Linked DNA regions of Homo sapiens: region 2 is linked to region 1. The links are chromatin contacts, found by Hi-C or POLR2A ChIA-PET in ENCODE. All regions are on one chromosome and are shown on one strand. Each heading gives the region's core, a stretch centred on a gene start or an enhancer-like site at or near the end of the contact. The rest is flanking DNA. Distances are from core to core; before and after follow the strand shown.

Region 1 (7,571 bases), core at 2,450-4,949:
GAACAGAAACCTCATCTTTTTGATCACCACTGTACCCTGAGGGTAAGCAGTGCTTGGCACATAATAGAAACTCAGAAGACATAAGTATTTGCTGTTGAATCAGATAATATTGCCAGGAGAGTAGTTAACTGGAGGAAAATTGATTAAAACAGATAACTTGGCCGGATGCGGTGGCTCACGCCTGTAATCCCAGCACTTTGGGAGGCCGAGGCGGACGGATCACAAGGTCAGGAGATCGAGACCATCCTGGCTAACACGGTGAAACCCCGTCTCTACTAAAAATACAAAAAATTAGCCAGGCGAGGTGGCGGGTGCCTGTAGTCCCAGCTACGCTGGAGCCTGAGGCAGGAGAATGGCATGAACCCCGGGGGGGCGGAGCCTGCAGTGAGCCGAGATCATGCCACTGCACTCTAGCCTGGGCGACAGTGAGACTCCATCTAAAAAAAAAAAACAAAAAAAAAAATACAGATAACTCTTACAGGAGACGAGTATTTGAGTTTTACTTTAAAGAAAGGGAAAGACGCGGCCGGGCACGGTGGCTCACGCCTGTAATCCCAGCACTTTGGGAGGCCAAGGCAGACAGATCACGAGGTCAGGAGATCGAGACCATCCTGGCTAACACAGTGAAACCCTGTCTCTACTAAAGGTACAAAAAATTAGCCGGGCGTGGTGATGGGCCCCTGTAGTCCCAGCTACTCAGGAGGCTGAGGCAGGAGAATGGCGTGAACCCGGGAGGCGGAGCTTGCAGTGAGCCAAGACGGCGCCACTGCACTCCAGCCTGGATGACAGAGTCAGACTCTGTCTCAAAAAAAAAGAAAGGAAAAGATGCTTTTGGAGTTCTCAAGTACATATGCGTAAGCCCTAAATTCATTTTATTCCTAGAACTCCCGCCATAATTTGAATCTCTGAACAATTTTTTTTTTTTTTTTTGAGACAAAAGCTTGCTCTTATCCCCCAGGCTGGAGTGTGATGGCACTATCTCGGCTCACTGCAACCTCCGCCTCCCAGGTTCAAGCAATTCTCCTGCCTCAGCCCCCGCAGTAGCTGGGATTACAGGCACCCAGCACCACGCCCGGCTAGTTTTGGTATTTTTAGTAGAGATGGGGTTTCACCATGTTGGCCAGGCTGGTCTCGAACTCCTGACCTCAGGTGCTCCACCCGCCTCGACCTCTCAAAGTGCTGGGATTACAGGCATGAGCCACCGCGCCTGGCCTGAATCTCTGAACAGTGTTCTAAATTTGATATAGTACATGAAAAAGTCAAGACTTTTTCTATTTTTCCCATCCCTGGAATCATGTGCTCTATGAAATGACCATATCAAAGCTGGGCCACCACAAAACATTATTGGCTTTGCGGGAAACAGAGCAGCAGAGGCCTGACCCAATGGAAATCCTTCCTAGAGAACTAGGATCATGGCAAAGAGTGTCACATACTGAAAATAATAAGGCCCGGCGCAGTGGTCACGCCTGTAATCCCAGCACTTTGGGAGTCCGAGGTGGGCAGATCACGAGGTCAGGAGATTGAGACCATCCTGGCTAACACGGTGAAATCCCATCTCTACTAAAAATACAAAAAAAAATTAGCCGGGCTTGGTGGCGGGCGCCTGTAGTCCCAGATACTCGGGAGGCTGAGGCAGGAGAATGGCATGAACCTGGGAGGTGGAGCTTGTAGTGAGCCGAGATTGTGCCACCGCACTCCAGCCCGGGCAACAGGGTGAGACACCGTCTCCAAAAAAAAAAACAAAAAAAGAAAATAACAGTACAGCTGACTTTCTGTGCCCTCTCCCATTCCCACATCCATTTTTCTTTCATATTAGGATATAAACCCTTAGAATCAAACCTGCTTCCTTATGGTTTAGGAATGACAGTAATGTTCTTAGTCTTTGTAGAGATTAGCAATTAAAAAATAAAAAAGTCAAAGCAAACAAAATGACTTTTTTACTCTATTAGCGTTCTGCAACAAGAGTTAAGGACCATAAAAGACATCGGAGGGCTAGGCACAGTGGCTCACGCCTGTAATCCCAGTACTTTTCGAGGCTGAGGTGGATGGATTACTTGAGGTCAGGAGTTTGAGACCAGCCTGGCCAACATAGTGAAATCCCATCTCTACTAAAAATACAAAAATTAGCCGGGTGTGGTGGCAGATGCCTGTAATCCCAGCTACTCAGGAGGCTGAGGCAGGAGAATTGCTTGAACCCGGGAGGCGGAGGTTACAGTGACCGGAGATCGCACCATTGCCCTCCAGCCTGGGAGACAGTGCGAGACTCCATCTCAAAAAAAAAAAAAAAACAACAGACAGACATGGGAGAAGACATTACTACGTAATGAACTTAAGGTATAAGGAAGTAAACCAAGAGCTCCAAGTGCAAGATGTCCAGGCTTGGCATGTCTGGGTTGTAAGAGTTCAGCAGCCTGGCTCTACTTGTTTCTCTGCTTCCTTTTGTGGAAGTTCAAACCAGCTGACTCACAGTTACAGAGCGAGTCTCAAGTCATACCCTTAGAGAAGTGACAGCAAGAAAAGGCTTCGTTAAGTGGCCTGTATACAACCATAAAAAAATACAACAAAGAGAGTTGTCCCATTAATGTTCAGTAAGAGACAAAGACTAAAGATGGCTTATGACATAAAGTCTGAAAAAAAAAGAAATATTCAGTTGCTTACCAACTGCTGATACCCTTGTTTCTAAATAAATCTGAATTAGACTCCAAAAAAGCCTCAAAATATAAATAGTTAGAAACTACTGATATTCATTAAGATATTTTTATGGGGTATATTTGGAAACATAAGTGATGATCTGGCTTACCAATGGTGGGATCATGATCTTCTGGGAATCGGTGGCTGATGAACTGCATGGTCATGGCTTCAAAAGAAGAAATAAAAGTCAAATCCTCACAAAGGTGACCCACAGAGAGAATTTTAAGTATTAACATTGCAAGATAGCAAGTATCCCATCTGGTCATTTAAGTACTTTTCATCCATGCTTCCTGTCAAATGGAAAATGTTACCTACCACTCTTCCCTACACCACCAGCACCCAGCATCACTAGTTTGTACTCCCGTGAGAGCCCAGCGGGGCTGCTACAGCAGCTACCAACTGGGCGAGTTCCAGAATCCATTGTCCTCTTGGGGCCTTCCTCGGTTGCCCCGAGGAAAAGCCACCTAGAAAAGGAGGAGGAAATGCTTAATCCAGGATGGAGACACCACGGCGACAGCCCTCAAGCCAGTGCCTTACCTTTCCATACATATTCTGGCCTGTCCCTCTTACTCTGGCCTGTCCCTCTTGCTCACCACTGCACCCTTTCGGGTGGCCCTAAGAAACCCCCCCATCTTCACCCTCCCTCCTAGACAGTTCAGTCACATGACACATCACAGGTTTTACTTTTTCCAAAGAGAAAAATAAAAAGATACAAATAAATTTACGTCTCGGCACAGTAGGGACAAGGAGAAAGTTTTGGGAAGAAAGGGATGCGGCCCCTTAGGCCGCAGGGGTTCTCTCACGTCTGCGGTACCCAGAGGTTCCGCCCCCTCCCCATTCTCCTCCGAACCCCCTCCCCACCCCCAGCTGCTGCTCCGCCGCCAGACTCCCCACCCCTCTACCTCACAAGCCGACGCCCTGCTGCTCCTACTGGTCAGTGGGGACTGGAACACCACAGCCGGTCGGGTCACGCACTTCGTCTTCCTTCACTCGCGGAGGCTCCGGCACTGACCTGTGACCCCTCCCGCAACCGAGTAAGATGGCGCCACCGGCGCCCGAGTCGCGGAAGGAGGGGCGGGGCCACTCAGTGACGCCCACAGCCTGCCCCGCCCTCTTCCCGCCCCTCCCAGGTCCCTAAAACCCAGTTCCGGGACCCACCGCTGAAGGTCCTCTGGTCACCTACCCAACCTAGGGTGTATGCACTCACAGACAAGGGTATTTAATCACGAGTAGAAAGTAAATTATTTACACAAAAGGGAAGGGAGTACGTGATAAGAGACATGCAGGGACACTTAAATTAACAACTTACCGAGGGTTGTTTGCTGCTTGTGGGAAAAAAAAAAACCCAAAACTAATTTGACCCAATGTAATGAGAGGAAGGGAGGACAGGGGCACCCCCCAAATCCTCCTAAAACACAGGATTTCAGTCAAGTCTACCGGGGATGACTACTCATAGGAGAAAAATGACTTTCCTAAAGGAGCGGCCACAATGACTTTTGCTATTGAAACCTAAATTCATTCTCAGAAACCAGATGTTCACAACACTCCCTAATCAGAGTTCTGTATGTATTTTAAACACGTATAAGACACACAAAAACTTGTTTTAAATAAATGTACCACACTCTGGCAGGAAAGAGAGCTCTGAGTTAACAGAGGCCTTGAGTTAAATACAGAACTGAAGCGCAGCCACTATAACCATATTCCCCTCTATTTACGTAGCACAGGTGCTAGAAGAAACTGACACGAAAATTGTTCTCATGCAGCTCTGCCTACCACTGTTCTTTTTAAATGTCTTTCTGGGCCGGGCGGGCGCGGTGGCTCACACCTGTAATCCCAGCACTCTGGGAGGCCGAGGCAGGTGAGTCATGAGGTCAAGAAATAAGAGACCATCCTGGCCAACATGTAAAACCGTCTCTACTAAAAATACAAAAGAATTAGCTGGGTGTGGTGGCATGCGCCTATAAGTCCCAGCTACTCGGGAGGCTGAGGCAGGAGAATCACTTGAACCTGGGAGGTGGAGGTTGCAGTTAGCTGGCTGAGAGGGTGCCACTGCACTCCAGCCTGGCAACAGAGCAAAACTCCGTCTCAAAATTTAAGTCTTTCTGGCCAGGAGTGCTGGCTCACGCCTGTAATCCCAGGACTTTGGGAGGCTGAAGTGGGCTGATCACTTGAGGATCAGGAGTTCAAGACCAGCCTGGCCAAAATGGTGACTCCCTGTCTCTACTAAAAATATAAAAATTAGTTGGGCATGGTGGTAGGTGCCTATAATCCCAGCTACTCAGGAGGCTGAGGCTGGAGAACCACTTGAACCCAGGAGGTTGCGGTGAGCCAGGATTGCACCATTCCACTCCAGCCTGGGTGACAGAGCGAGACTCCATCTCAAAAAAAAATAAAATGTCTTTCCAAGAATAACATATTTCCTTTAAAACCCGCTTCATTCATGAAGTCCTTTTAATACGCTGTTAAATAAAGGAGGGCTAAAATATGAAAATGGAAAATATCCAGCATAATAATCCTTAACCTTTTCATTTGAACTTTAAGGGTACATTTTGCAGTTACATAACTCTGGGAACTATATGCAAACCTTGGGGTCTGTATATGTATTTTTCTGGTAATGTTATAGTTGCATTGTGCTATGAGTAAAAAAGTTTATGAATTTCAGTGTATGGATGGGTTGTGGAAGAAAACAGAGAAACCACAAGCAGAATATTTATAGATTTATTTATAATGAAATTATGGTCTAAATATTTACAACATATAGGAAACCAGAGGATAAGTTTATACAAAGCCAGCCTGCAAAGTATTCAAATGTGCAAAAATGACAGTTCAATATCTCAAACTATTCCTGGTTCAGCAGACTAGCTCCTTCACTTTCACACATCAATATTTGATACAAAAAGTTATTTTGGCAAAATCTGTAATGCCAAGAAAAAGGACAATTTGCAATTTCAGTCATTAAGTCCAAAATCCTATAGCCAGCAGTCAGATCTCTCTGTTTTAGCTGCAACCAGTTCTGGGAGAGAGAGACCACTGTATTTCATTTCTGTGATGAGTTCTGACCAGTTTTAGTCAAGAAGTTTTCTCTGACCCAGCTGAAGACAGGATCTTAGAAGGGCAATAAAAACAGTAATGGCTATGAGACCAATGTGCCTGAAGGTGCCAGCTTTGGATCACCCCAATTAAAAAACACAATGAAAAAATAATTTCATTTTCCTATCCAGGATCCAGCTATATCCAACAGTTTTAAATGAGACAGCATTTTCCAAAACAGAAATAATCCAAAACAAAACAGGGATGCAGATCTGTCAGAATTAAATACTGAAAAGGACGGTCTTAAAATCATTTCCCCACTAATAAATAGTAAGGCTCTGTTTGTAACCAGTTATATATCAAAATTGACCAAACAGTAGTAAAATACAAATAAAACTTTCTTTATGTCAGAACTGGGGCTATTCACCTGGAAAAGGCTGACCAGGTCAAATGTGTATGGGAACGACCCTGTTAGGATGCTTTGTTGGACAAGCACATTTCACCAACTGTTAAAAAGCTTCTGAGATAAATTTGTGATTCTAATTAAATTTTAACAGATTCTATGCCACTGCAGAAATAAGGATTTTTGTGGTTGTTAAGGAACCCCTTTAAGAAAGGGGGGCACTGAATCTCTAACTTCTGCAAAGGTCCAGATGGTTCCCAGCACAGGCCCCAGAGTCTTGTTAAATCAAATGCATGCATTATTGCTAAGAAGAGTCACTGAGGGTCAAAACTCTGTTCCACTGTTTCCTAGGGAGCCATCCAGAATGGCATCTGTTGTTTAGCTCGTGGTTGTGATGAAGGATATTGGTATCCCAAACTCCAGCCCTGTGGAAAACTACTTGCATTTTTATGACCTCCATGTTCCTCCTCTTCATCAGATGAATCTGCAGCATAAGCCACCAAGCCAAATCCCTTCTCTGTAGTTTTCATCTTCTTGGCTGGATAATCTAGAATAGAGAAAAAACAACCCCAACCCCATCCCCGCCAAGGGAAAAAAAAAAATACCATAAATTCGTTAATTAAAAAAAAGATGTTAATTTTAAGTGGTTAGTTGGACACCATTTTGAGGTCACAGGGTCAATGGTCACCCAAAAACGTTGAAGATCACACGAAAAACAGCACCAGCATCAGCAAATGTGAATCCACCAGAACCATGTAAGAAAACAGAGAAAGAAAAAAGAAACACAAAAAAAGAAAAAAAAAGAAAAAAAGGAAAGTTAGCAAGTGAGTCTCTTGAGGGCTGATATTTCACCTTTTAAAGAGTTAAAAGAAAAGAAGTTAAGAAAAGAAAAAAACGTATTTTCTTCTGTTCATTTTTATGAGTACAGGCAAAGAATAAAATATCCCATGTACCTCTACAGGATTTAGAGTTCTGGAATGCTAAAAGGCAACATTTTCCTAACAGCCACAAACTGACCATTACTGACCAATAGAGTTATAAGGGGAGGTGTGGCTCAGCTCCCAATATAAAGCAAAATCAACCTTTATTAAGTCCGTATCAGATGACCTCCTGGTATTCACATAATATAGGCAACAGGATTTTGAAATGACCTACCACTCATTACTATTCACTGATGCTATGTATAAAATAAGTCGACTAACTCTTTTCTAGATACACGTTGGTTGGAAACAAAAGGTTGTCTGTATACAATTTTTTTAAAACTATTTTCTCTCTCTCTCTCTCGGCACACGTTTGTTGGAAATAAAAGGTTGTCTGTATACAATTTTTTAGAAACTATTTTCTCTTTCTCTTTCTTTTTTTTTGAGACAGAGTCTCACTCTAGTGCCCAGGCTGGAATGCAGTGGTGTGATCTTGGCTCACTGCAACCTCCACCTCCCAAGTTCAA
Region 2 (7,571 bases), core at 1-2,500, 660 kb before region 1:
CATGAGTACTCCTCTGCCACGGACAGAGTCCCCCTCCTTCACAGACACTTCGTGCCCACCCGGCTGGCACCAACTGGGGAGCCAGTTCCCTTCTTGAGGACATAAATGGGCTTCCCCTTGCGTGCTGGGCACCTGCCTCCCAGTGGGCACTGGACCCTGGCACCTACCACTAGAGTGAATGGCCGCTTCCAGGACACAATGCCAACCACCCCGGAGAACGCCAGCTGGGGACAGAGTGGGCACAGGCTCAGCCTGGCAGGGGAGGCTCCTGAGTGAGCCCCTCACCACAGGATGCACCCAGCCCTGTAAGGAGGCAGAGGACCAGGAGAGGGAGGAGAGGCAAGCATGTGGACTTGCAGCTGGTGTGGAGGGTGGGGCCCGAGGAGCCTCCCCCACCCAACAACTGTGCACCCAACTCACCGAGAACCCAGCCCAAGACGGGCAGGACCTCTTGATGCTCTCGGTGGTGGTGACGGAAGAGGCCACCATGCTGAAGGTGACCACCAGGATGCCCAGGAGCACTTGGACCAGCCCCAGCGTAAGCAGGGCCTGCAGCCAGGGTCGGTGGAGGCGGAGGTGGGTAAGGCCCCTGGTGCTGGGCCGGCTGGTCAGCGAGCGGCTGGAGTCACTAGGCGAGGGCATCATGCCTGCTGCCCGGTTGCCTGCGCCTCGCTCGGCCCTCCCTGGCACTTGGGAGCATCTCAGAGGCGCCCAAGGCCCCGTCCTTTCTCCTCTCCACCCCACTCGCTCTAGAGCCCACCCCCTGGCTGGGTCCCCTGGGGCATGGCCGAGGGACGCCAGCTGTGGGGGGGGCCAAGCGAGGGGCGTCACGGAGGGACCGCGGAGTGCTCCCTCCCCACCACGGGCACTGGACGGGCACCGTGCCCGGGGCGACGATGAGGACGCGGGGGCACCGGCTCATCGCATCTCCCTAGGGAAGAGGGGCACCGAGAAGGGCCGGTCCAGGAGTGAGGAGGGGGCGGCGGCCTGGAGCCCAGGGAGGGGTGGGGAGGGTAAAAGCGGGAAGGATGGAAATAAGTCTAGAGAAGAGGGGAGGGGTCGGCGTGGGGTGACTCTAGAGGCGCGGTCGGTGTGCCCTCAGGGCGTCCAGTAGGATCCGGGGCCGCCTGGTGGGGAGAGGCCGCGGCGCCGCTGTCTCCTGTGTCGCCTGTCCCGCTCCCCTCCCCACCACGCTCCGCTCCCCGAGCTCCGGCTGCCGCAGGTCGGGGACTAGAGAAGGGGGATGGGAATGGGGATGGTGCGGGAAGGAGGGGCATGGCGGCGAGGGCCGGCGCGGTGCACCCCGGGAGTTGTAGTTCGGGACTGAGACCCTGTCGGGGTTGGGGGATCCCGCGGCAGGGCGAGGCAGTCGGATAAGCGCTCCTCCAGTCCCTGCCTCGCTCTGGACCCTGGCTAGGCTGCTAGTGATCCTTTGGGCCTCCACTTGAGCCCCATCCAGCTTTTCAGGCTCCAGGCCCGCGTATTCCTTGGCGTTCCCGGCAGAGGCGGTGGCTCTTCCCCGTCATTAATGGAGAGGGGTGGGGAGCAGGGCTCCCTGGCGTCTCCGGGTTTCGCGTTTCCGTGGACTTCCCACCTCCTTCCTGCGCCAGCCACTCGGGCTCCACCGCCCCGCCCCTCATATCTCCCAGTTTACACTAAAGCCGGGTCCGACCTTCCCACCTCACTCCACACTCTCCTTTCTCTTTCATAAGGCCTAATTCCCAATGAAGATTCAGGAAACGGGGATGTCAGTTCCAGTTCCACTTTCTTTTTATTTAAATAACCGAAGCAACAGCCGTGGCACAGCAGAGGGAAGCTGGGTTGGGGCGTGTGAGAGGTGGCAGCAGTGTGGCCTGATGGGGGGACTAGGTCACAGTGAACTCCCCACACGCCTGTCAGGTTCAGCAGTCATGGCCATAGGATTGGGAGCACTACGGAGGAGCCATCAGTTAGTGATGTCTCTCCAAGTCCCAGAGACCTTAGGGACGGGAGCTAAGTCAGCTCCCTCAAGTAGCAGGGCCAGGGCATCCCAGTCAGGGGTCACGGGGCCCGGAAGGCATTTTCAGCAGCCCCAGCGGCTGCATTGGCAGCTGCGGTTCGCACCGCAGGGTTGGAGAAGACACCAGCAGCAAATTCTTGCTGGGCCTTCTGAAAGCTGGCACCTGTGCGGCGGTATAAGGAGTGGATCTGCAAGTAGAGGACAAAGACATTACCGCCCATTCCAGCCACTGGTTCCCCACCCCAGCCTAACAGCATCACTACCACTCAGCAGCCTGCTGCCCAGCACACACACTCACACACAGAAACACACACCCCAGAGGTCCATTAGCTGAGAACAACCCAGCAGCCTGACCTGTGCCAGTTGCTCCTGAATGTTCCACCCACGCCCCTGGGGACCCATGATCTCACCATCCCGGCCCCACCTTCGACACAGCCCTCACCCGTTTCAGCATGACAATTCCTAGCACAGCAATGCCAGTGAAGAGCAGGGCGACCAGCAGCATGAGCACGGATACTGCTGTGTTGCCCTTCGGCACCACCAGAGCAGAGATCCAGCCACTGTAAAGGGAAGGATGTACCAGTGAAGAGGGGCTCCTCAGCTTCTCCACTGGTTATGTCACCAGCATCCCCTGTTCCTACCCTTCCCATCAGCAGTGGCTCCCTGTCAATCGAGCAGCATTCCAAGCACCACAATCCCAAACTGTATCTAATCTCTTCATAGTTTAATTCCAGTTTCTGAACCATTAGCCCTGAGCTCTCCAAGCTCTTCCAGGCACTCATCTGGGGATTCTTCTTCCTCCTTTCAACCATGGTTCTATGCCTCCTCCAGGAAGCCACCTTAGATTGGCCAAATGCAGCATTCTTCCCTTCAATCTATATGTGTCAAGAGTGCTGTCTGCGCTCTATCCTGGAAGTATGTCTTGTATCTCATTAAACTAGTACCTCCCAAGGATTAAAACCACATTTCCTTTTTCTGAACAACTCCTATCCCAGCACCCAGTGCTGGCTGGATCTAGAGGGAAAGGTGAGGGTGGATAACAGCCTCACAAACCTGAATCCCCAACCTGGGATACCAATGGCCTGGAGGACAAAGAGCACATCCTGGACGAAGAAAATGAAGAAGAAAACGAAGAAATTGAATGAACTGTCACTCCTACAAAGAGGAAAAAAATGGGGAGGGTGGGAGAAGAATTAGAGCTGAAGGATGGGCAGACGTGGGGCCCATCCCAGGTCTCCATCACTCTCCCACCACTAACACACTTACCGGAAAGCCTTATACATGGGGCGGTACCAGCAGACAAAGGAGCAGGGAGTGAAAAGGAGGACCCAGAGGATAGAAAGCCCAAAGCCTGCGCCATTGTTGGTTTCCACACAGAAGCTGGCCAGGCAGGCGAGGAAGTTCAGGAGAAGAGCCAGCGTGCTGCCTAAGGGGCAGAGGGACAGGATGAGGAGCCCTTCTGGACTGCAATGAAGGCTCCTTCCCATCTATGCTCATCCTATAATATTCACCAAACATGGCAGAGTAAGGAAATGAAGGCAGCTGCTGCCTTCATGGAATCCTCAACAGGGGAGATGGAGAAAGCAAATGTCAATAATGTGTGATCCCCTTGCAAAGACATTTTTTTTTTTGAGACGGAGTCTGGCTCTGTCGCGCAGGCTGGAGTGCAGTGGCGCAATCTCAGCTTACTGCAAGCTCCGCCTCCCCGGTTCACGCCATTCTCCTGCCTCAGCCTCCAGAGTAGCTGGGACTACAGGCGCCCGCCACCACGCCCAGCTAATTTTTTTTTTTCTTTTTTTTTTTTTGAGATGGAATCTCGCTCTGTCGCCCAGGCTGGAGTGCAGTGGCAGGATCTCGGCTCACTGCAAGCTCTGCCTCCTGGGTTCACGCCCATTCTCCTACCTCAGCCTCCTAAGTAGCTGGGACTACAGGCACCCGCCACCACGCCCGGCTAATTTTTTGTATTTGTAGTAGAGACGGGGTTTCACCGTGTTAGCCAGGATGGTCTTGATCTCCTAACCTCATGTTCTGCCCACCTGGGCCTCCCAAAGTGCTGGGATTACAGGTGTGAGCCACCGTGCCCGGCCTTTTTTTTTTTTTTTTTTTTTTTTTTTTTTTTTTTGAGATGGAGTTTTGCTCTTGTTGCCCAGGCTGGAGTGCAATGGCATGATCTTGGCTCATTGCAACCTCCACTTCCCGGGTTCAAGTGATTCTCCTGCTTCAGCCTCCTGAGTAGCTAGGATTACAGGCATGTGCCACCACGCCCAGGTAATTTTGTATTTTTAGTAGAGATGGGGTTTCTCCATGTTGATCAGGCTAGTCTCAAACTTCTGACCTCAGGTTATCCACCCACCTCAGCTTCCCAAAGTGCTGGGATTACAGGCGTATACCACTGCACCCAGCCCAAAGACATCTAAAGAATTCAAAATATATTCCTGCATATGGACAATAAAAAGTGGGGAGAGGGCAAGAACATTTGCTAGCAGGCTGGTGAGTTCTAAATAGAGGTGAAGTGTTTGGTTCTTGGTGAGCGGACCCCAGGGCAGTTAAGAGATCTACCTGTAACTTCCTCCAAAAGGCTTCTCACTACTCACACATCCAGAGGTAGTACATGGTGGATACAGTCTTCTGAAATTCTTGGGGGATCTCCATGGAGATGTCCTGGAAAAAGCAGGGCTGAACTGGACAAAAAGAAGGTAGAGGGGGCCAATTGTTCTGTCGAGCTGTAAGGCACAAAAAAACAGGTGGACCCCAGAAGTAAAACAGAGACCAACAAAGGAATCACTCCCCCTTCTCTCCATCCCTGGATCCTCTCTTTTTTTTTTTTTTTTTTTTTTGAGATAGGGTCTCTGTTGTTCAGGCTGGAAGGTAGTGGTATGATCATGGTTCACTGTAGCCTCAACCTCCTGGGCTCAAGCAACCCTCCCACCTCAGCTTTTTTTTTTTTTTTTTTTTCTCCTGAGATAGAGTTTCGCTCTTGTTGCCCAGGTTGGAGTGCAGTGGTGTGATCTTGGCTCAGTGCAATCTCCGCCTCCCGGGTTCAAGTAATTCTCCTGCCTCAGTCTCCTGAGTAGCTGGGATTATGGGCACATGCCACCACGCCCAGCTAATTTTTGTATTTTTAGTAGAGACAGGGTTTCACCATGTTGGCTGGTCCTGAACTCCTGACCTCAGGTGATCCACCCGCCTTGGCCTCCCAGAGTGCTGGGATTACAGGCATGAGCCCCGGCGCCTGGCCGTCCACCTCAGCTTCTTGAGGAGCTAGGACTACAGACAGGTACCATCATGCCCTGCTAATTTTTTTCATTAATGTTTTGGAGGCAGGATCTCACTATGTTGTCCAGGTTGGTCTCTAACTCCTGAGCTCAAGCAACCTGCCTGCCTCGGCCTCCCAAAGTGTTGGAATTACAGGCGTGAGGCACCATACCCAGCCCTGGATCCTCTCTTTTATCTCCAATTTGGGGTCCAAGGAGACAAGTGAGAGTGGAAAAATTAATACTGTTTATTATTATTTAAAACATCTAAGCACTGTACCAAGTACTTCACATATATTTTGTTTAACCTTCACAACAACCCTGTCAAACGGATGCAAACGTGGTTTTCATTTTATAAATAGGGAAACTGAGGCATTCAAGATTAAGTAACTTCCCTAAAAGCTCATGGTTAGTAAGCAGTATCTCTAAAATTCAAACTCAGCAGTCTGACTCCAGAGCCCAGGTTTGTGTTTTTTTTTTTTTTTGAGATGGAGTCTCACTCTGTCACCAGGCTGGAGTGCAGTGGCGCTATCTCGGCTCACTGCAACCTCCACCTCCCGGGTTCAAGCGATTCTCCTGCCTCAGCCTCCCGAGTAGCTGGGACTACAGGTGCGCGCCACCATGCCCAGCTAATTTTTGTGTGTGTGTATTTTTAGTAGATACAGGGTTTCACCATGTTGGCTAGGATGGTCTCGATCTCTTGACCTCGTGATCCGCCCACCTCAGCCTCCCAAAGTGCTGGGATTATAGGTGTGAGCCACCGCACCCAGCCGAGCCCAGGCCCTTAAGACCTGTTTTTGCTCCTCCCAAACTCTCAGATGCTCTTCCCCACTCTATTACTTACTAGCTGTGCCCCCCAGGGCAGCATGCTGCAGCTCTCGCTCCCTTCGGTCCAACTCCTCTGCCTTCCGGTTGAGCTCCTCCTGTTTCTTCAGCAGCTCAGCTGTGGCTGCTGCAGCTGAGGCCTGCCCAGTGTGAGCAGACGGAGATGTGAGCCCTGGGCCCCAGGACTGGCCCTTCTCCCCAGCCCTCACCTGCACACCTCCTGTACCTGAGTGCTGTATGAGCCATAGTTCTTAGGTTCTGTGGGGCTGAGCTTTCTCGAGGGCTGCAAGGAGGGAGCTGAGGGTGGAGGCAATGGGGCAGGGGCTGGAGGCTCATAGGCTGGTGGTGGCTGTTGAGGAAAAGACCTTAGTGATCATCTAGTCCCTCATAACACAGGAATCTAGAGTCTGCTTGAATACCTTTAGACCCAGAACTCATGATGTAAGGAAGCAGCCTTTCCCCCATTTGTTAGGAAGCTAGTTCTTCTGTTGAATTTCTGTCAGAGAACTCTATGATGACCTGTAGCAGCCTTATCATCCCTCATATCCAATTCCTTAGTGAGGACTCAAATCACTCATTTACCATATCTCCCCACTTAACTGTGTTTTTTTTTTTTCTTTTCTTCTGGGGATGGAGTGTGGGGTTGTCTCTCTGCCACCCAGGCTGGAGTGCAGTGGTGCAATCATCACTCATCGAAGCCTCAAACTCCTGGGCCCAAGCAGTCTTTCCATCCCAGCCTCCCAAGTAGCAAGGACTACAGGCATGTGCCACTACACCTAGCCAATTTTTAAAACGTTTCAAGAGATGGGGGTCTCGCTGTTGCCCAGGATGGTCTCCATCAAATTCCTGGGCTCAAGCAATCCTCCCACCTCAGCCTCCCAAGTGGGATTACAGGCATGCACACCATGCTTGGCTTTTTTTTTTAAGTTTTAAGTACCATGAAAACCCCTTAAATTCTTACAACTCACCATCTTCTAATCCAGTGGGACAAACAGGTGTAGTCCTCCTCATTCCTTGCTTTCAAACTGCACACCTAACCTAAACTCCAACCAGCCCCAACCTTTATTTTCTTCAAGAAAGCCTTCCCATACAGAACATTGGTTAAGGCCTTGCCAGCCTCCAGATCTTCCCAGGACTGACTTTTAGAGCTCAAACCATTTGGGTTGGTGGCCCTGGTGGCCCTAGAAGGATGAGGCATCCCATGGCTGACTAGCCTCTCTCAGGGAACTAAGATCACAGTGCCTCTTCCTTCCTGTGCATGCAGAAAAGTCCCCTGTACCCAAGCTAACTTGTCTCACTGGCAAACCCTTCCCTTCCTTGAACTCCTATGCTCTCCAGTAGCTCACCTCCCGGGTCTCAAAAGGGTTGTAGACGTCAAGCGTGGCATACTGCCGGCTGGGTCGGTGCTGGATCACAGCTGGGTCCTGAGGGCAGAGACCCGGGTCTCAGCTGGCACCCAGTGCCACCTAGGGGAATTCCCAGGGACCATTCCC

The links. Hi-C counts contacts between places; a loop is a spot of excess contacts on that map. ChIA-PET counts read pairs that join two places held with the same protein, here RNA polymerase II (POLR2A). Pooled maps may share reads with other maps.
Region 2: a loop to region 1 is called in a pooled map, with 4 times the contacts of the local background. The contact joins the promoter of ENTREP3 here to the promoter of RIT1 in region 1. A Hi-C loop is called at or near these places in 1 of 168 maps with a recorded cell type or tissue (B cell), 2 of 37 single-sample maps with no recorded cell type and 11 of 50 pooled maps. POLR2A ChIA-PET finds 5 or more read pairs at or near these places in 2 of 52 experiments (PC-9 and activated T-cell).

Annotation. Positions count from the first base shown.
Region 1 is chr1:155,907,650-155,915,220 of GRCh38, forward strand. It overlaps RIT1 (Ras like without CAAX 1), which reads right to left and starts at 3,700. Exons shown (of 6, transcript NM_006912.6): 1 at 3,594-3,700; 2 at 3,007-3,155; 3 at 2,801-2,857. The coding sequence starts at 3,112. It overlaps KHDC4 (KH domain containing 4, pre-mRNA splicing factor), which reads right to left. Exons shown (of 14, transcript NM_014949.4): 14 at 5,396-6,671. The coding sequence ends at 6,472.
Region 2 is chr1:155,254,233-155,261,803 of GRCh38, forward strand. ENTREP3 (endosomal transmembrane epsin interactor 3) reads right to left here and starts at 1,251. Exons shown (of 12, transcript NM_006589.3): 1 at 421-1,251; 2 at 168-224. The coding sequence starts at 645. It overlaps SCAMP3 (secretory carrier membrane protein 3), which reads right to left. Exons shown (of 9, transcript NM_005698.4): 2 at 7,425-7,502; 3 at 6,305-6,427; 4 at 6,098-6,218; 5 at 4,594-4,722; 6 at 3,266-3,425; 7 at 3,053-3,154; 8 at 2,442-2,559; 9 at 1,749-2,187. The coding sequence ends at 2,041.